Linked DNA regions of Homo sapiens: region 2 is linked to region 1. Evidence: chromatin loops called from intact Hi-C (ENCODE). Cell type or tissue: GM12878. All regions are shown on one strand. Links, peaks and the distances in the headings refer to the core of each region. The heading gives the core; the rest is flanking DNA.

Region 1 (10,937 bases), core at 1,185-9,184:
AATTATTAAGGCACAGAATTCTTCCCAGGTGTGACAAGGTCAATGGTAAGCCTCGTCGGTAATGCCACTCTTGCTTTCCTAAGCCGTCTAAGTGAAGCTGTTGCCCTTCCCTCAGTGTGTTAAGATTTTGTCAAATTACGCTCACTTCTACTTTGATCCTGGGTTTTAAACTGCATTTCCCATCACAAAAATTTGGGTCTAAATTCAGTTGAGTTTTTTTATATTTAGCCCTCTTAAGTGTTTTTAGTTTAATACAACTACTTTTATGAATACTCTCAGCCTTGAGTTATGCACTTGTTAAGTGTCTGGTTTCTCATGTTCCAGATATTCTGGTGGAATTATGATTATTCTCTTTTCAGGAAGGTGAATATTGAAAGACCTGTAGTTTCTACTTTCCCAATCACCTTTTATTCTGCTCCGATTTTATTCATTCCCACAGTACGTTTTAGTAGTGACTCACCCGGATACAAAAAGGAAAAGGGACTTTCATGGTGCTCCCAGGTTGACACTCCATCTGCTTCTAGTAGAACTGCTCAATAGAGGATTTCAAGAGGTCTGTCAGCTTCTCCTTATAATGAAAACTCCCAGAAATATGATGATTGCTACTGCTCCAGGCAGCAGCTCCCAGCTGCTTCTCATAATCACTTTTATTTCTTCCTCAATTCCTGGTTGCATTCACATCAAATTCTTCTTTCATTGCATATTTCAATATTTCTCTGTAAGCACTATTCAAAGTTGCTTCTAACTTTCCTGATAAGAATCATCTTGGGTATGGATTAAATTTAACATTACCAAACCTCTCTGTTACATAGACTGATTCCGTAGAATCTGTATGTTTGACAAGTATCCAAAGTGATTCTTGCCTGCGGGGACATTTCAAAATCATAGGACAACAACCTAGAACTAGGCCTGTGGTGAAATACCACCTAGAAATAACAAATAATTTTCTCCAAGCCATTTTAATTATAACCCTTTTAATTTCATGCATTTTTACAAATATAGCTATACCTTTTTCTAAGAAAGACTATATTTATCATTTACACACATAAAATATAATACATCTGTGCTACAGACATTATAGCAATTTGGGATATGGAAGAATCAAACAACTTTTCTGCCCTTGAGGAGCTCATACTTTGACAGCATAGTTGAAACCCAGGTAAAAATGAAGATCCAAACACTTCAGAAAAGGAGAATTAGAAATGCAAAGAATCTCATACAAGATTATGAGATTCATACTACATGTAAGCATAGTAATTAAATTTAAGTTTCTTCAAATCCAAGGTCAAAAGGAAACACATCAACTCATATACTTCTCTTTGCGGAGAGGGGAAATGAGGTATATGCAAACAACATTTGTTTCACCCTGGACACAGTGAAGAATTAAATTTTTTTTTGGATAATGAATATCAAATTACATAAATTATATTTATCATTATAAATGTAATGATCATTTAATTATAAATATAATTTATATTTATAGATAACAGGTTCATTCCTAAAGGTTTTAGACATTTACCAGAACAAAATATAAAAGAGGAGGAAGAATAGTGTTCTAGAAGAAGGGAATAGTAAACAAACATAAATACTGAACAGTGGGATCTGTTTCAAAAGGTGCTTACAAGTTATGTGTCTGTAAATTAGCAAGCAAACATACCTATTACATGCTAATAAGTTTGCCCATAATGGAAATTAATATAAACAGAAGATCTGAGGCTTTATTTTTATGTGTCTGAAACTGAATTTTGAAATGCTACTTTAATATATTTAACCATACAATTTGCTATGTAACATCTATTATGATAATCACAATATTAGGATGTTTCACTGCACTGTCTCCATTTAAAATTTAGTGAATGTGGATTACTCTTTTACATTAATTTTTGGAGCATATCAATAAAATGCCCATTGACTTCCCGGATTCAGCTGTGCCCTTCACATGATGTTGTTGTTAAGAGGCCTATTTCAGGACCTTATGAAGATCCAATGGTGAATCTCTACCAACAGTTTATGAAATCTAAATCTTAGAGTTGCAAACGTACTGTATTTCCACAGAGCACTTTGTGCAAAACGGATTGGAATCTGCTATAGTCTTACCTCTCCTTGACAGTCAATTTTGTGCCTTATTTGCAAATGTAGCACTTTGTGTGAAGCAGTTCACCAGTGATGTTACAAATCCTAATGAAGTGCTTTACCTCCTGCCAGATTTCAGTGGGGAAGGCTTTCAAATGCATTTCCATTTATACATGCCTGCTTTTTACCCTCAGTGCACAATGAAATCCTACTGAATAATGTGCTTTATTTTCTGTTTCCTTTCTCTGGGATGTATGTTGAAAGACAGAAAGTAGATTGGTGTTATAAATGCAAAGAGAGGAAAGCAATTAAGTCATAAAAAATGAGACAGGCTTTGCCTAATGTAGATGCATTGTTATAAATAAGATATGGGTAGAAGTCTGTAGACTTAGGGATTTCATTCTCCATACCAATGGTTTCAGTTTTCTATCAATGGTGAGACAACAAGGATTCTATTTTCTTTCCTCCCAGCGTCTGCTAGACCTCAGAAACAACACGTTTAATCTTGTAGCATCAGTGTTTTAGAGATCTTGTTCTGTATATTTCATCTTTCTGGCCCAATGCCATCAAGGGCAGTAAAGTTCAGGCATAAAGGAAAAATGTCAAACATGATAAAAATATGTAATGATAAATATATGTAAAATAAATAAAAAGAAGAAAAATCACACACACAAAAAATCGAACAGAGCCACTTGTTTTGCTTTCAAACTATGCAGCACCAGTTAGGTTTAATAATTATAAATTTATGTCTGAACACATTGGAGATGAGCTTTAGTAAACTGACAGCAAAGCCGCTAACAATTATATATTTAGCTCTGATATTAATATTTCATTATTTTTTAAGTAAAGCACATGGTATCTTGATTGGTCATGAGCATAGTTTTGATTTAACTCTATCGAGCCACTAGATTCATAACTGCTTTATCGCCCACTGATAAAGTTAATACCTTGCTATACTAATAAAACATTATTTATACATTTTTAGAATTATCAGTATAATTTAAAAACTTACCAAGAAAGACATATACCTTTCGCTTCTGTTGCCACAAGTATAATCAAAGTGTAATAAAAATACTGAATGCAGATTTTTAAAAAATTGGTATAAGATTATATTCTTGGTCTTCAAAGACAAGAATGATAATAGCCCTATAGTGTTAGTCGTGTTACTGTATGATACCAGGTGCTGCTCTAAATCTTCCCCTAAATTGCTATATGTTACACCCTCAATGATGTGATTTGATAGATGAAGAAACTAAGGGTCAGAAAACCTAATAAACATACCCAAGTTCTCCACTATTGAAGATCTAGTAAAGAACCAAGCTGAGATTTGAATCCAGACAGCTTGATTCCAGCATCAAGTTGTTTTTGTTTGTTTGTTTTGAGACAGAGTTTCACTCTTTTGCCCATGCTGGAGTGAAGTGGTATGATCTCTGCTCACTGCAACCTCCACCCCACTGGGGTTCAAGAGATTCTCCTGCCTCGGCCTCCTGAGTAGCTGAGATTACAGGCATGTGCCACCATGCCTGGCTAATTTTTGTATTTTTAGTAGAGAAGGGGTTTCACCATGTTGGCCAGGCTGGTCTCGAACTCCTGACTTCAAGTGATCCAACTGCCTCGGCCTCCCAAAGTGCTGGGATTACAGGCATGAGCCACCATTCCCGGGATCCAGCATCAGGTTTTTAAGCACTACAATCTACAACTTCTCTAGCTCTCTCTAGTCCTTGTTTCGGGATTCTGCAAACAAGCTTAAAAGGAATTAAAAAAGCAATAAGCTGGGAAACACTACAATATTATTAGTTTGGCTTACTGTCCTTTTTAGAAATTGAAATTAATAAGCAAGAGGAATTATTAAGAAAACATTGGGCCAGCAAGTCATTACAATCCTCTTCCAACTTCCCATGAAAATGTCAGTGCAGCTACAAACAAAAAGTGTGAAACACACAGCAAAACTTTAAAAACTAGATATGTAAGCCATTTATTGCCATAATCTGTGAGAAATTTCATCAACTATAGAAAATGGAGTTGAATACACAAGGAAATTTATATCAAAGGATTGTTGTAAGTAAAAGATGGAAAGGGAAGTAGATTCACATGTACAAGGTACTATGGTGCTGTTAATTTTTTTTTTTTTACTCTTTATTCTTATTTCAGATTCAAGGGGTAGACTTTGGGATTTCATGTGTAGGTTTCTTACATGGGTGTATTTCCTAATGCTGAGATTTGGAATAGGAATGATTCCTAATGCTGAGATTTGGAATAGGAATGATTTCATCACGCATGTAGTGAGGAATATCCAATACTTCGTTCTTCAGCCCTTGCTCCACTCCATCCCTCCTTCTCTGATAGTCCCCCATGTCTATTGTTGCCATCTTTACATCCATGAGTACCCGATGTTTAGCTCTCACTTGTAAGTGTGAACATGTGGTATTTGGTTTTCTCTTCCTGCATTAATTAACTTACGATAATGGCCTCCATCCATGTTGCTGCAAAAGACATGATTTCATTTTTTTTCATGACTGCATAGTATCCTATGATGTATATGTACTGCATTTTCTTTATCTAACCCACTTTTGATGGGCACCTGCGTTGATTCTATGTCTTTGCTATTGTGAATAGTGCTACAATGACCATACGAGTGCATGTGTCTTTTTTTGGTAGAACAATTTATTTTCTTTTTGTTATATACCCAGGAATGGGATTACTGGGTTGAATGGTAGATCCATTTTTGTTTTTTGAGGAATCAAAACTGCTCTGCATAGTGTCAGAACTAATTTACATTACCACCAATCGTGTATTAACCCTCCCTTTTCTCCACATCCTTGCCAGCATCTGTTTTTTTGACTTTCTAATAATAACCATTCTGACTGCTATAAGATGGTTTCACATTGTGGCCTTGATTTGCATTTCTCTGATGATTAGTGATGTTGAACATCTTTTCATTTATTTCTTGGCCACTTGTATGTCTTCTTTTGAAAAGTGTCTCTGCTGTGGATTCTTAATCAGTTAGTCATGGCGTCTTTTTTCCACTAGGCATTTTCAGTATAGTGTGTAGTCCTTTAAGATTTCACAGGCCTACAAAATAATTGAAAAAATAAGAAAGTATTTACTTCAAAATGCAGAACTAAGAAAACAAAACTGAGAAGTTTAAAGAGTATATGATTAAACATTCATAAAATATTACATAACCTGAACTAATTAATTGGAACTTCACACACAAACACACACACACACACACACACACACACACACACAGAACTACATGTGCTATATTTACATGTGTAGTAAGTAGAAACAGAGCCATACAGGTCTATACGTTTCTGAAAATGTCCTTGCACTGAATAAACCTTTTCCAGACTCATAGCTCCTGACTCAGCCACCCCAAGATGTTCACATTCAATTCCTGATCTCTTTCCCTGCAGGGTCAGTATCATTCCATTTCCCAGGCCAAATAGGACTCACAAAAGCAGAAACAAAGTCAGGTTCAGCCACCCCAAAACCTGACAGCACTGTTAACTTATTCCAACATAGAACGGGGGTGGTGCAATGGGGAAGGGTAGCTGCTGGTTCTTAGGCCGTTCCCTGATCCAAATTTCCTAGTTGCATTCCTTACTTTTGGCCACACCCACATGTGTAGTACTTAAAATTAGATTTCAACTATGGTTTCCAGTCTAATGTCTTTTTTACTAGCTAGACCTTACTAATGTAGATTCTCTGAAAAGTTTGAGGTCTGACGTCCTATGAACTCTTGAGCTCCAGGTCCCTCAGTGTGTCCCAATTTACAGTCAGAACTAAGCTGCTATTTGAGTGGCCTGTGTACCACCAAAATCTCCTTCTTATCTGAACCTCTTTTCCTCCCCTAGATTCAGAACAATGCCCCTGAACCTCTGTTTATATCTGCGCTAGAACCCTCCAAGGATGGCTTTAAGGTTCACTTGCTGTTTCTTGGACATCTGAAGATCGTCATTCATCTAACTCCTGATGGGAGAGGATGGTCATTTTTGTTCAGTTGAACCTCTAGTCAGTTGGGCTCAAACATATTCCCAGGACAATACCAGGTCCCAGACTTTGCTTCACATGATTTACCACAAATAAACAGCTTGGTTCACTGACATTCTTAAGATTATGTGAGCTGAACTCTATTCTCTGTTTTGATACTTTTCTTCTATCCATTCTTCATTTTATATTGGGAGTACATTAGGCACTCTACTTTATAAAGTGAGAAGCGTATTCTTCTAATATTCCTATGAAAAGATGAAAACACATTTGAAACACTCATATCGAAGGCTATTTTCCCCTTTGGTAATGTGATAATGTATAAATTAATTCCAAATTCATAAAAACTTACCAGGCTTGGTACTCTAGGACAACTTCCTAAATCAATGACTAGTCATTAAGAAACAAAAGTAACATTTTAAAATCCTTGAAACTCTGAGTTACCACAAGTGAAAGGGTGTAAGGAATATTGTTGTAAAATAATTTCCAGTAAAAAATAATCATTAGCTCATTTACAGAGGTGAAGCATAGGCCTTAGGTATGAACAATATTTCTCTTTTCGTTTCTCAACTGGACACTCCCTGACCCTTACCACTGCTTACATGTGGTGATCAGATAATTTACCCTTTTTCGTAGAGGGCATCCACAGTGGCTGATTAGCAGAACGTAGGTTAGAGTCTGAGGTTGTCGTTTTAGGTAGTAAAAATTAAAAGACATTTATATGCACTAAAAAACTGGATATTTTGTTAATCAGTTATTCATTTCAGCTTAGTATTTCAATCGAAATGATCAGTTAATAAAAATTGGATAGAATACTATGCACTATGAGAGAGAACAGTAGAAAAATTATCTTACACTGAATACTGGGAAGTTAGAGGAGGTAGCGGTTACCTTAAATTGCAGATAAAAGTAAAGTTATACAAACTTTGACTTCTGAGCCTGTTTTCTTTTTTCTTCTGCCCTTTTTTGGTTTCTATGTGGTAGAATATTTTTAAAGAAAAATCACTTTTTAAAAATGATTGATACCCTTGTACCAGTCAGTGGGTATTGAGATGAGGTATGCTAGCCTCTGGTATTTTCTACCTCAGCAAAGAGGATATTGCTGAGATGGGTACAGTTGTAACAACTATTTCCTACATAAATGCATTTGGCGTGTCTTGAGTATATTTTTATGTTGCCAGCAAACCCATTTATCTTACGAGATTTTTAATCTTGTATGTGTATGTGTTATATAAACTGCAAGGCCATTTCAAAAACCTGTAAGCATATCTATATATATTTTTCAAGGCAGCATTATTTTCAAAAATAAAAAAATACCTTTTCTTGTACAAAAATTAATGGCAGAAATACTTCCTTTACACAAGTTCAGAGACCAATAATTTCAGATGTGTTCAGGAGAAATAGGTGATGATGTCAGAAGAGAAATATATACACAGTTAATACATGAATAAACAAAAACACAATAGAAAATTTTTTTGTGCATTAACAAATCATTTGGTAATTTAAGCCTTACGCACAAGGAAAGCAACATCTGTTATTTGTGATTAACATTTCTAATTATTTCTTTTGGGGTTGATGTCTTAATGCAATGACTTTTTTCTTAATAAAATAGAAAATAAAGACCAAGGGAACAAAAAAGTAGAAAAAGAAATTTAAACTATTTTATGTGTATTAGAAATTTAGGAGATGCATCCTCTTTAAGATAATTTTTATCTATAAGAAAACTTTTATGAAAGCAACGTTTGAAACACGTTTTCAAATATTGTTTTGAAATAGTATATATCACTTAAAGTTTTGTTTGGCATACTGCTAAAACAATTTTTAGACATTTGTAAGCCTAAGAACAACCTATAATAGTATCTACTATCAGCCACATTTTGGAAACAAATAACATGATTAGATATCTATACAGAGAAGGAGAATTGTTAACAACACAAATTACCCTAATTTTTCCTTATTTTAAAAAAAATCAAATATTACTGTCTTTCTGGTTTACCTTTCTTTTAGCTTTTTAAGCTTATTTTCCTTTTTATTACGTAAGATGGGCAAATATTCATTGTAGGAAGACAGGACCATTTAGAAGCAATATTGTCAAGAACAAATATTTTTTAAAACCCACAATTTTTATAATGAGCAAAAGTTGATAAGGCAAAAGCTTTCAAAAATTCACATGAAATTTTAAAGTCATATATTCTGACAGGCATAGATTTCATGTTTTGTAAGTCGAAATACTTTAATAGGGAGATTTTCTCTTTGTATTTCCTTTCTTTCTTTTTTGGCCCCATTTTTTCCTAGCTCAATGTGGGATTTAGTGAGACTTTCAATACCTAGTAGTTGACTAAACGATTGATGCAGTGTTCTTTGATGAATAAATAAATAAATGACATTTTAGGCATGTGACCTGCTGATTCAGAAAAGATGGAATAGTAGTATTACACTGAGAAAACAGTAGAGTAATTACCTTACACTGAATACCGGGAAGTTAGAGAAGGTAGTGGTAAGGAAAAAGAGAAAAAAAATATGATGAGATATAAGACAAGCAATTTTTTTTATTATACTTTAAGTTCTAGGGTACATGTGCAGAATGTGCAGGTTTGTTACATATGTATACATGTGCCATGTTGGTATGCTGCACCCATTAACTCTTCATTTACATTAGGTATATCTCCTAATGCTATCCCACCCTGCTCCCCCCGACCCCACAACAGGCCCCGGTGTGTGATGTCCCCCTTGCTGTGTCCAAGTGTTCTCATTGGTCAATTCCCACCTATAAGTGAGAACATATGATGTTTGGTTTTTTGTCCTTGCGATAGTTTGCTGAGAATGATGGTTTCCGGCTTCATCCATGTTCCTACAAAGGACATGAACTCATCCATTTTTATGGCTGCATAGTATTCCATGATGTATATGTGCCACATTTTCTTAATCCAGTCTATCATTGTTGGACATTTGGTTGGTTCCGGGTCTTTGCTATTGTGAATAGTGCCACAATAAACATACGTGTGCATGTGTCTTTATAGCAGCATGATTTATAATCCTTTGGGTATATACCCAGTAATGGGATGGCTGGGTCAAATGGTATTTCTAGTTCTAGATCCCTGAGGAATCGCCACACTGTCTTCCACAATGGTTGAACCAGTTTACAGTCCCACCAACAGTGTAAAAGTGTTCCTATTTCTCCACATCCTCTCCAGCACCTGTTTCCTGACTTTTTAATGATTGCCATTCTAACTGGTGTGAGATGGTATCTCATTGTAGTTTTGATTTGCATTTCTCTGATGGCCAGTGATGATGAGCATTTTTTCATGTGTCTTTTGGCTGTATAAATGTCTTCTTTTGAGAAGTGTCTGTTCATAACCTTCGACCACTTGTTGATGGCTTTTTTTTTTTTTTGTAAATTTGTTTGAGTGCTTTGTAGATTCTGTATATTAGCCCTTTGTCAGATGAATAGATTGCAAAAGTTTTCTCCCATTCTGTAGGTTGCCTGTTCACTCTGATGGTAGTTTCTTTTGCAGTGCAGAAGTTCTTTAGTTTAATCAGATGCCATTTGTCAATTTTGGCTTTTGTTGCCATTGCTTTTGGTGTTTTAGACATGAAGTCCTTGCCCATGCCTATGTCCTGAATAGTATTGCCTAGGTTTTCTTCTAGGGTTTTTATGGTTTTAGGTCTAACATTTAAGTCTTTAATCCATCTTGAATTAATTTTTGTATAAGCTATATGGAAGGGATCCAGTTTCAGCTTTCTACATATGGCTAGCCAGTTTTCCCAGCACCATTTGTTAAATAGGGAATCTTTTCCCCATTTCTTGTTTTTGTCAGGTTTTTCAAAGATCAGATAGTGTGTACAAAGATGTGTGATATTATTTCTGAGGGCTGTGTTCTGTTCCATTGGTCTATATCTCTGTTTTGGTACCAGTACCATGCTGTTTTGGTTACTGTAGCCTTGTAGTATAGTTTGAAGTCAGGTAGCATGATGCCTCCAGCTTTGTTCTTTTGGCTTAAGATTGACTTGGCAATGCAGGCTGTTTTTTGATTCCATATGAACTTTAAAGTAGTATTTTCCAATTCTGTGAAGAAAGTCATTGGTAGCTTGATGGGGATGGCATTGAATCTATAAATTACCTTGGGCAGTATGATCATTTTCAGGATATTTATTCTTCCTATCCATGAGCATGGAATGTTCTTCTATTTGTTTGTATCCTCTTATTTCATTGAGCATTGGTTTGTAGTTCTCCTTGAAGAGGTCCTTCACATCCCTTGTAAGTTGGATTCCTAGGTATTTTATTCTCTTTGAAGCAATTGTGAATGGGAGTTCACTCATGATTTGGCTCTCTGTCTGTTATTGGTGTATAAGAATGCTTGTGATTTTTGTACATTGATTTTGTATCCTGAGACTTTGCTGAAGTTGCTTATCAGCTTAAGGAGATTTTGGGCTGAGATGATGGGGTTTTCTGGATATACGATCATGTCATCTGCAAACATGAACAATTTGACTTCCTCTTTTCCTAATTGAATACCATTTATTTCTTTCTCCTGCCTGATTGTCCTAGCCAGAACTTCCAACACTATGTTGAATAGGAGTGGTGAGAGAGGGCATCCCTGTCTTGTGCCAGTTTTCAAAGGGAACGTTTCCAGTTTTTGTCCATTCAGTATGATATTGGCTGTGGGTTTGTCATAAATAGCTCTTATTATTTTGAGATATGTCCCATCAATACCTAATTTATTGAGAGTTTTTAGCATGAAGGGCTGTTGAATTTTGTCAAAGGCCTCTTTTGCATCTATTGAGATAATCATGTGGTTTTTGTCATTGGTTCTGTTTATATGCTGGATTACGTTTATTGATTTGCATATGTTGAACAAGCCTTGCATCCC
Region 2 (10,937 bases), core at 1,381-9,380, 58 kb after region 1:
AATTCTGGCCAACATGTTGAAACCCCATCTCTACTAAATATACAAAAATTAGTCAGGCATGGTGGTGCATGCCTGTAGTAGGCACGCCTACTCGGGAGGCTGAGGCAGGAGAATCACTTGAACCCTAGAGGCAGAAGTTGCAGTGAGCCAAGATCACACCACCACACTCCAGCCTGGCAACAGACTGAGACAAAAGAAAGGGAGAAGGGGAGTGGGGGGAGAGGAGTGGAGAGTGGGGGAGAGGGGAAGAGAGGAAGAGGGAGAATTTGTAGAACTAGGTGGTAGTATTAGCAATTAACCTTTTCTTGTCATTAGCACATAAAATATGTAACCACATGAAAACATGGAAACTGAGCAATTGTGGATTGCTTGTTACCAAAGAAAGAGTGAAAATATGAAATACACAATAGGGAAAGTCCATGCGGAATCAGTAGCACCTAAGCCATAGCTTGCAAATATGTAACACATTTGCGACCACTTCCCGCTTTATTATCTATCATGGAAATTGCTAATCAAAGACAGAACTCTTTATCTCTGGGTCCAGAGGTAGTCCAGAACTTTTCAAGGCAATAAACCACATGGCTGCTAGCAATCAGGTATAAGATATGCTATGACACTTAGTTTCCATTCCTTGTCTGACGAAAACCTCTGATACGATAGAATACCGTTTAGCAATACAAATGAATAAAGTACTGATACACTCAATGATATAAATGAATCTCAGTCATTATCCTAGGTGGAATAATTTAGACGCAAAAGCATACATACTGTACAATTCCATGTTTATAAAATTCTTGAAAGCATCTTGAGTGACAGGGACAAAATATAGATTATTGATTGCCTGGGACCAGCATGGTTGAAAGGAGTAATGAACTACAAAGAGGCAGGAGGAAACTTTTGGCATGATAGAAATGTTTGGTGTCCTGACTGTAGTAGTAATTTCATGTTGACTCATCATATTATAGACTTGAAATGGATACTATTTATTTTATGTAAATTATAACACAGTAGCAGAGACCGCAAATAGACAAAGGAAAAAATAAAAACAAAAAAAAACACGACATAAAACGAGTTAAGAAATAAGACAAAACACAGTATTACAAAGATTATCAGGATATGGAGGAAAGAACACTTTCAACTACTCAGTGCTGTGTGTATGTGTTTTCTGATCAGATAAAGTAGATGCAGAAAATAATTTACCAATCCTGACATCAAATACAATGATTGTTATCCCACCGAAAAACTTAAGCCAAGATTATTTCTGGAATTAAATTTGTATTAAAAGAGGATTTTTGACAGGCTAGTTTCCAATTAATTCCAAAATTGGTGAGTAGGTGAATTGTATGTGAAACTAAGATGAGACTAAATTTTGGCATGACATGACAAGAAAAATGATATTGAAACAGTAGGTGCAAGGAAAATGTCAGTCTGTTTGAGCAAATCAGTCTTGAGAATTACAGGATTTATAGTATCAAAGTTTCCTTCATTGCACCTTTATATAGGATGATGCCTATGCCTGAAAAATGCTTTCCTCCTTAGTCATTTGATAAACTCCTATTCAATCATCAAACTGTAGCTGAAGTGCCAGCTCCTTTACTAAGCCTTATTCCTTCTGTCACCTGATGTCAGGTGGGTGGACACTTTCTTCCATCAGGACACAATGAGTTGTATTATTTCCCTATTTCTTCTATGTGAAAAAAATGCATTAGATCATAAGTATATTGAGAAATGGATTTGTCATTTTATTTCACATTACATGGGAGCTGAATAAATTCTGTGTATGTGTAAATGAATGAATAAAATCCACTAAATTGGGTGATAACTCTACAAGATGATTATAAGTTATATCAGGTACTTATTTAACTTTTAGAAAATCAATTAAAATGTGTGTCTTTTCAAAACATATTGGGGTTTTACAAAAGTGATTCAGAAAATATATGCTCTATTTTCCAGTAACTTACCCAATACAAATTATGGGTGTCTAACAAACATCTAGCCCAAGAATATTTATATGCTATATAACAAATACACAAAGAAATTCCACATAGGCTAACTATTGCCTGTGGGTTAACTCTGCTCTGTTGTCCATTTTGGTAAATAAAGTTTCATTGGAATGTGGCTATGACCATTCACTTACAAATTGTTCATTGCTGCTTTCATGCTACAACAGCAGAGTTGAGTAGTGGTGACTGAGACCATGTGGCCCGCAAAGACACAGATATTTACTATCTGGGCCCTTAGGGGAAAAAAAAAATGCTGACAGCCCTTCAATATAAATATGTCACAGAGGTGTAAATCCATCTGGAGGTGAGAGGAATAGGGGATTTGTTAAGAATGTATGTTGCAGAGCAAACACTCTGCTCCCCCATTACCCCCAGATCCCATCTTTATTTGGTAAGTTTTAGAAGGAGTTTCACAGTTATCATGGCTTTTTCCCCAAGCCACCACTTGATGAACTGCCTCAAAATTCCATAAATTGAAGTTATGAAATGCCACGTATTTCTGGATTCTAGGTCTTCCTGCCAGCCTTGCTACCAAGGTAATCATTAGTAAACCCATTCTCTATGGAGTTCATGTCTCTCACTTGTAAAGTGAGAGGTTTGGACAGCATACTATTTTTCCCTCTTAAGGCAGGCCTGATTTCCTGTATATGTGATCTGTGTAGTCTCAGTTTCATTAAAACTCTCACCTATAGAATTCACTAACATTGCTTCACAGTCTGAAGCAATTTTGGTTCTGCACCTGGGCTCCAAGAGGTATGAGAACATTGAGAAGTAGCTGAAGCTAAAGTGTTTTGATCGATTGGTTTCTCCACCACTTTACTCCTTTCCCATTACCTATGTTTATTCTCGAGGTGTCCAGTGCTCTTGTATTTTCTGAGATCTCACCAGTGATGGACAAGAGGTGGAATCACTGTGTTTTGCATTCAAGGAATATTTGTGTCTATTAAATAAAACAATCTTGGAAAATGTTAAATAAAAAGGATATCAGATTGTCTAGGAACCTGGTTGTCTCATTTTATAGATGAAAAAGCCAAGAAGCAGAGAAGTCCCGGGACTTTCCCAAGTAAATGACAAAGCCCAGACAAGAGCACATGACCTGAATCACTCTCATCTGATTATTTCATTACTTCAAGGAAGAGGCAAGGCATTTCCAAATTTTTCTTCAAAGTACTGCAAATAGCAGGGGAACATCCTCTAGTTATTTTAATAATTCAAGGGAGGTACAAGGTTTTCCACTTTTTCTCCCCTGCAAAGCACTCTCTAAATTGCAGCCTGATGTACAACTACCACTTCAAGCTTCCAATTTGAAAAATGATAGTCATAATAATGGCTTAAAATGTACCATGTAACTTATGTGTCAAGTATTGTGCTGAGAATTTTATGTGACTCACCCCATTGGTTCCTTTTACTATCATAGCTGTGAGACTTTGGGGAAGTAAATTTACCTCTTTGTGTCTCAGCTTCCTCATATGTAAATTGGAGAGTACAGCTGGTACATAACCAAAGTGAAAGTAAAGGTTATATCCAAGCATGGTGGAAAGCTCTGGAGATTATATATTGCAGCATAAAGTAATATCCCAAAATGTAGAGACATAAAATAACATTAGGGACATCATTTCATGAGTCAGGACTTCAGGAGGGTTGCAGATTACTTGGTATCTTTTCCGTAGTTGTGTTCAGATGTTGGATAGGACTGCAGTCATCTGAAGGCTTGTCTGGATGGAATGCTCAAGATAATTCCCTCACATATAGCTCACAGCTAAGGCTGGCTCTTGCTTAGGCATTCACTGGGTAATGCTGATAAGAAGACCAGTACAAGGTGTTTTTACCAGTTCTGTCTCAAAGCAATCAAACTTCTTGCATAGCAGCTGTATTCACCGAGGGCAAGAATCTCAAGAGAAGCAGGCTAAAGCTGCATGACCTTTGATATCAAAAGTGTAACTTTTAACTTTATTCCTCTATTCGAAGTTCTCACAAGCTCAATCATTGTCAAGGATGAGTATAGACCTCACTTTTTGATTAATCGTTCTTTGCCAAAAGGGAGGAAAGACCATATCAACAGAGTTTCATATGATCTCCACTTTTTATTGTTCAAGTCTGCTAATGGATGGCGGAAAGTTTATTTTTTAAATGTATAGTAAAAATATCTAAGCTGTAACTTGGCACATATTTCAGTAGAAACGTAAATGTTATAACCTTTATAAAAGTTATGGCTTGATTTATGCAAACAGATTTGGGCTTGTTATTTTTAAGACTTTTGTGTAAATTTATACTTAATATACACAATTGGCTCTTGGTATGTTCTGTAAATGTGAGTAGACACCTAGATTCATCCTGAGGCAGGTCCTCAGTATGTAGGCATTAGAGAGCAAGTATATATCAAACAGTCACTCAAAACAAATACACCTTAACCAGCTTTGAAGAGAATACTATTGTTTAAGAGCTGATAGGGTTATAACAAAAAACATTTTTTTCTCTTGAGTAGCTTATATCTTAGTTTTGTGGAAGAAAATGTAAAAATTCAAAGATATATAAAGCAAATGACAGGCAATCATTTCTGTAGTGGATCAGTGTAGAGAAAAAGGTCCTTTTGGTAAAAAATGTAATAGGTTATTTAAATTCCTAATGTTAGATGCTGTAAATGTGAAGCAAATTTCCTAAAGAACTGCATGGAACATGTTTCTTTACTTTTATGTTGAGAGTCCCTCATCAGCTTGTGACCCAGAACAGCTTTTAAAATAATCTCTATGAGAAAGCCAAGGTTTACGTGCTTCTCATCTGAGAGGTAAGTAATGCATTATCCATCACAACCCTATATAGTGCTTGGTGGTCATTGGAGATATAGTGAAGGCAAAGGTCCATTTGCCTAGCTGAATTTTAGAATGTTCCACATGCCTTGTGACACAAGTTTTCTTGAAACTCAGCACAAAGAATAAACACAGTATTGCAATTCCTTTGGTTTCCAATGTCATTATCATTGTAATAACCTAAGGTTTATAATGAGCAAGTGTGACAATCAGCAAATCATTTAAATGTGCTATCAATTATTACATAATATTAAGAGTTAGAGAATAACTATAAATTTGTTGGGGTGATGAGACCCAACACCAGGTCGTGGGGGTAACAAAGTCCGGCAGAGTCAAAGGATTGAGAAAAAGACAGTGAGAGAAAAAAAAAGGTTGCACACCAGGGGGCCATCACTATTATATGGAGGCTGCGAAGGCCACAAGCTCTGAGCCCATGGTATTTATTGGTAATCCAACAAACAGGTGGTGAGAATGTGGAGGTCAAAAGGACACGTTGCATTAAGCACATGATTTACAGCTGTGACGGTTTAGCATTATAAGGAACATGTTTTCTGCTACTTGAGATAATGGGAATAGGAGTCTAGAAGGGCTAGAAGCAAGGAGCCAGCAAGTCTAGACACATTCCAGAGGACAAATGCAAGCCCTGCCTCAGTTTCCCTCCCAACACTCAGCTTTTTCCCCAACATGCCCCCCCTTTCTTTTTAGTAAAAGAGAAGGTATTATTGCTATCATTATTACTAGCATAAGAGGTGGCCTCTTTTAATTGAACAAGGCAATTGCAGGCTGTGCAGCCCTTAATTGCCAGTTGGTGATCCAGCTTCATTTTTCTTAGCGCTTATTCAGACTGGAGTCACCTCTGGTTCGAATGCTTCCCACATATTTCCCCTTTTCCTTTTACAAGAGGACCCTTAATCCTAGGGGTTGCAGGAGGATGAAGCTCCGTCTTCTGTAACTTCATGCTGAATAGGGGCGATGATACTCCTGCCTAACTATTAGGGTCTCTTGTATTCAGGGTAGAGAGGAGCTGAGTTAGAAAGCATTGATCCATTAAGCATTGTTGACTCTGGTTGGTCCTCCTTCCATCTTAGCATTCAGATTCAACTGGCTCATGGCTCATACTGGGGGAACCTGGTGCATGGTTGGGATCCATGGATCCCTCCAGTCTCCCGTTCCATGGTCATACACATCTTGAGGGCATCCACACAGTTCATTCATCTCCTGCAAAAACACAAGCATACCCTCATATGCCCACGTTAGTAAATCTACCAAAACAGAAGCAAAAAAAACTTGTGGCTATAGCCAGGAGTCCACCAATAATGAGAAACAGGTCTTTTCTGATTAACAGAAGGCATAGAGAAAGAAAACTGAGGCTTTTCAAACCTTCAATTTGCACTGTACAGGTGGTACCACTAGATGCTGTGGCTCATGATAGATCTTCAGATGTTTGGTGGGCACCCACATAGGCACCTGATTGTCACCTGGGGAGACACAAGCAAATCCTCTTTCCCATAAAATTGTCTTTGGGCAGGGATCGGAGGAAGTAGACTCAGAGGTAAGGAGAATTTGGGGGCCTAAATGGCTTCCTGATTTTGATAGGGAATTCCTAACTTTCGAGGGAATACCTTTCTCTCCATATTGTTATGTGAGCATGGAGGACTAGCAAAGCATAGTTAGAGCTGTATATATATTTACCCTTTTTCCTTCTAATTCAAGTGTATAATGGCCCCTGCTTTTGCTAGGATGTCTTTCCCTAACAAAGGAGTGGGGCTTTCAAGGCATAATTAGAAAGGCTTGTGAAAAGAGTAAAGTTCTCCAGTCACAACTTAGTGGCTGGGAGAAGTATCTAGTGACTGCCTGTCCTAGGACCCCTCAGATAGTGACAAATCTGGAGGACAGTTGTCTGGGACAGGAGAGTAAGATTGAGAAGCCCGCACCAGTGTCTAGGGAATAGTTAACCTCCTGGCCCTCAATGGTCAAGCATACCTGGGGCTCTGTGAGGGCGATGGCATGGGCTGGAGTTTGCCCCGGACACCCTCAGTCCTGCTGCTGGGTCATCTGGTTAGTGACTTCTGACTCAAAGGAACTTCATCCCCTGGGGCAGTGGGCCTTCCAGTGATTCCCTTGACATAAGGGGCATGGACGAGGGGGAGGCTTATTTCTATTCAGTCTTTTTTAAAGTGTCCTTGTAGACCGCACTGGAAGCAAGCCCTATTAGCCATTTGATCTGCCCAGCCTTTCCCTTTTCCAGAGCCTCCAAAGTCCGCTTGCCTGAGGGTCATGACTAAAGCAGTGTGTTCTGCCTGCTCCTGATCTCAAAAAACAAACAAACAAACAACAACAACAAAAAACCACACACACGAGGTTGCCAAGTTCAATAGGGTTTCTAAGTTTTAGCTCCGGGCCTAAGGTGGACTTTTGAAGTTTTTTCTAATGTCTGCAGCTGACTGAGTGATAAACTTCAAGATTAGTTGGCCTTCAATAGAGTCAGGTGACAGAGAGGTATGCTTCTTCAATGCCTCCCCCTTTGTCTCTCCAGAAAGGCAGTAGGGATTTCTTCCTTTCCCTGTGTTATAGTGGACATCATTAATTTATAGGCTTTTTCCTAGTTTTCCTTAGTCCTTCTAGCACACAAGTTAGCAAATGTCCGCTGCACCAATCTCCATATTCTGATTCTGTGTCCCAATGAGGGTCTACACCGGGAACTGCCTGCTGGCCTGTGGGGAATTGTTCTCTTTCCTCTGTTGTCAGCCTATCATTGACCTGAGATACCAGAGATCGCCAAACTCTCAGGATGCAGTTACGGCGGCACTTCTCTCATTTGAGGTTACTGTCTGATCTAGCAGTAACATTGTATCTCTCCATGTCAGATCAAAGGATTGTCCTAACCCTTGTAAAACATCAGTATAGCCATCAGGATTATCTGATAATTTACCTAGGTCTATTTTAATTTGCTTCAAGTCTGAGACGGAAAAAGGTTCATGCACTCTGGACCGAATTCTCCAGAATACATCTTAGGGGGGGTTTTGCCTTGGGGTTGGGGGGAACATTTCCCATCTGAAACAAGAACATAGGGATGCCAGCACCTCTAGTCATTTTCTGATGAGCATTAGTTCTACAGCGTCCTCTATGGTCCTAATGCTTATTCTTTTCCAGGGTGTGTCACCACCCGTGGACCTCTGCTTATCGGATTAGTTATGCTCACCAATGTAGCAGTCCTGCACCTGTTTTCCCGCCTTTCTTGACCACAGAGAAAGGGGTCCGGGCTGCTAGATTCTAGTGGTCCTTTACCAGCGTGCCCAACATTGCCTTTGCACTCAGAGGTGAATTATAGAGCTGAGCTGGGTTCTTATTTCATAACCCAGCTGCCCCATTAAGACGCATTCCCATAAACAGTTCTTACACAAATTCATTTCAGAGAGTGTAGGTAACATCTTGAGTCAGGATTGAGAGAGTTTTTTGATTCTGTAAATACTTTAAGGCTTGGCTGAGTGCTAACAGCTCACATGTTTGAGCAGACCAAGTATTAGGCAATTCTTCTAACTCTGCTTCTACAAGAGTTTCCCTATCAATTACTGAATACCCATTGTATTTTTTCCCCCTCAATCACCTGGGAGGAACCATCTATCATCCTGTCCTGAAGGGAGTTTCTCCTAGGTCTGGTCAGACCTTTGTATGGTAATTAAGATTTAAATCCCTCATTAGGAAACCTGCTGGGTTAAGGGAATTTTCAGTGGTTAATGTTAAAAGGAAAAAAAGTTGATTTAATATATATGTATTTTTATTATACTTTAAGTTCTAGGGTACATGTGCACAAACCTGCACGTTAAATCGCCTTTTTGTAATAGAGTAGCCCCATACTTTGAGTTAGTAAGCTACCTTTTTGTTTTTAATTTAGGATAGTTCTGAACTGGCGAGGTGTGCTCACAACAAGGTTTCCTCTACAAGTTATTTTTCTACTTTCTTCTGCTAGCAAAGAAGTTGCCGCTACTGATGGAATGCATTTTGGCCATCCGCGGGTTACTGGGTAAGGATTTTTCTTAGGAAGGCTACTGGTTGTCAGTGGTCTCAGTGCTTTCGGGCTACGCCCTTGTTTACACTGACAACAAGGTAGTATTGGAGTGTTACAGGGTCACGGAGAAGACCTTCGATTATCAATTATAGGTTTTAAATTTACCCTGGCTTTTAAAAAGAATAGGGTACACTTAAAAAAAACTACTTCTATATCTTTCTCCTTTGTAGGTGGATTTTGGAAACACAGCGGGAGGACGTTTGCTGTCCTCCCTGCTGGATTATAGTTATGGGAAATTGCCATGCTTCGAGATCTCCCTGGACTCTAGCCTTTTGAATAGAATTTTGTATAGCACCACCAATTGCTCCAGGTTTTAATGTTGCAGCTACGGGAGCTGTACGTTTTGTAGCTAATTCATCTTCTTGCCCATTAAGAGGCGAAAGAGGAGTTGGCCTTTCACTTAGTTCAGCAGGTAGAGCTAACGGGCTAGTAAAACATGCTTTTTTCAGTTTCCCTTTTAATTTCCTCTGGTTTCGGTTCCTCACATTTAGAATCTGAGGTTAGTTTTCCACGCTCATCTTCCTTTTCCTCATTTGAACCTGCCTCATCTGTTTGAAATGGCTCAAGAGCTACTTTTATTAGCACCCACACTGACCAAACCAAGACTGGACTTTCTGTTCTATCTTTATACACTTTTTAAAAATCTGCCAATTATCTCCCATTCATCCAACTCCGTAGTCCCTTGCTCCGGGAACCATGGGCAAAACTACTTTACTACACTAAAGAGTGAGTGATAAATTGAGTGCTAACTTTCACTCCCCCTCTTCATAATAAATGCCTTACGAAATTTAAGTAAGCAGAATGCCTTCACTTTGTCCCATTGTTACCCTGGTTCCTCCCAGCGCTCAGCTTTCCCACCGAGCTTCGTTTTAGACTTCCTCGGGTGTCCTTTGATAATGCATCCCCCACTTTCGCACGCTCTGGCGTTCTTTCACCGGGGTCTTTGTCGCCCCAAGTTGGGCAGCCGGGAATGTTAGAGTGATCAGACCCAACACCAGGTAGGTCGTGGGCGTGACAAAGTCCAGCAGAGTCAAAGGATTAGAGAAAAAGACACAGAGAAAAAGGTGGTATACCAGAGGCCATCGCTATTGTACGGAGGCTGCGAAGGCCCCATGATCTGGGAGCCCATGGTATTTATTGGTAATCCAACAAAGAAACAGGTGGGCAGAATGTGGAGGTCAAAAGGACACGTTGCATCAAGCACATGATTTACAGCTGTGACGGTTTAACATTTATATGAAACATATTCTGCTACCTGAGATAATGGGAATAGGAGCCTAGGAGGCTAGAAGCAAGGAGCCAGGAAGTCTAGACACATTTCAGAGGACATTATGCAAGCCCTGCCTCAGTTTCCCTCCCCACACTCAGCTTTTTCCTGAAAAATTTCCTATTAACCCACATGTATGGGTATTCATTTGACACTTAGACCATGATATTGTGATATATATTTGGTGGTATGCTTTCCTGTGGGATTACTCAGTGAATATTTTATATTGTTATCATTAGCATTTACCTAGTTCTTTTCCTTCCCCTTCCATACAAACATCTGCTGCATCCTACCTCAATCATGCATTCTCACTTTTCATTTTACTTTTTAAAAATATTTTATTCTTTAATCTCAGCTGGGAGATAATAAGACATGAGGAGTAGAGCCGTTACCTGGAGCAGTAACACAGACAATCAGTTACTAACAATTTGTTGGAAAAATCTCCTGAGTTTTTTTTTTATTTTACTACAGCAAAAGTGATTTGATAAACTGAGCAATTGGTCACATGAACTTAACTTGAATTGATAAGCAGAAACAGAAAGTTTGTCATTCATTGTCTTTAAGGGTAAAGGGGAATTGGGTAAATATTTGCCTTATTTTTTATGCCATCTATATTACTATTTCCAGAATGCAGTTTTAAGATAGGGTCATTAAGTTAGTAAACTTTGCCTAGGATCATATAAACTACCTTTAGATTTCTGAGATGAAACAGCATTTTTTAATACTTTTACGGATCTAAGATTTATGTGTTTTATGATTTAGCTAAAATTTCAGATATTTTTTCAGTCCTA

What was found. Peaks named below come from ENCODE experiments on the same cell type or tissue, not always from the same donor. Only the 100,000 strongest peaks of a DNase experiment are listed, where the experiment ranks them.
Region 2: a loop joins it to region 1, with 4 times the contacts of the local background. A loop is called at or near these places in 4 of 110 quality-filtered maps.

Annotation. Positions count from the first base shown.
Region 1 is chr9:29,712,857-29,723,793 of GRCh38, forward strand. No RefSeq gene overlaps it. Among named protein-coding and RNA genes, the nearest start is that of LINGO2, 500 kb to the left of the region's middle. In GM12878, for the core only: no CTCF peak of the experiment used is centred there; a DNase peak (open chromatin) is centred at 4,982.
Region 2 is chr9:29,770,426-29,781,362 of GRCh38, forward strand. No RefSeq gene overlaps it. Among named protein-coding and RNA genes, the nearest start is that of LINGO2, 560 kb to the left of the region's middle. In GM12878, for the core only: no CTCF peak of the experiment used is centred there; no DNase peak of the experiment used is centred there.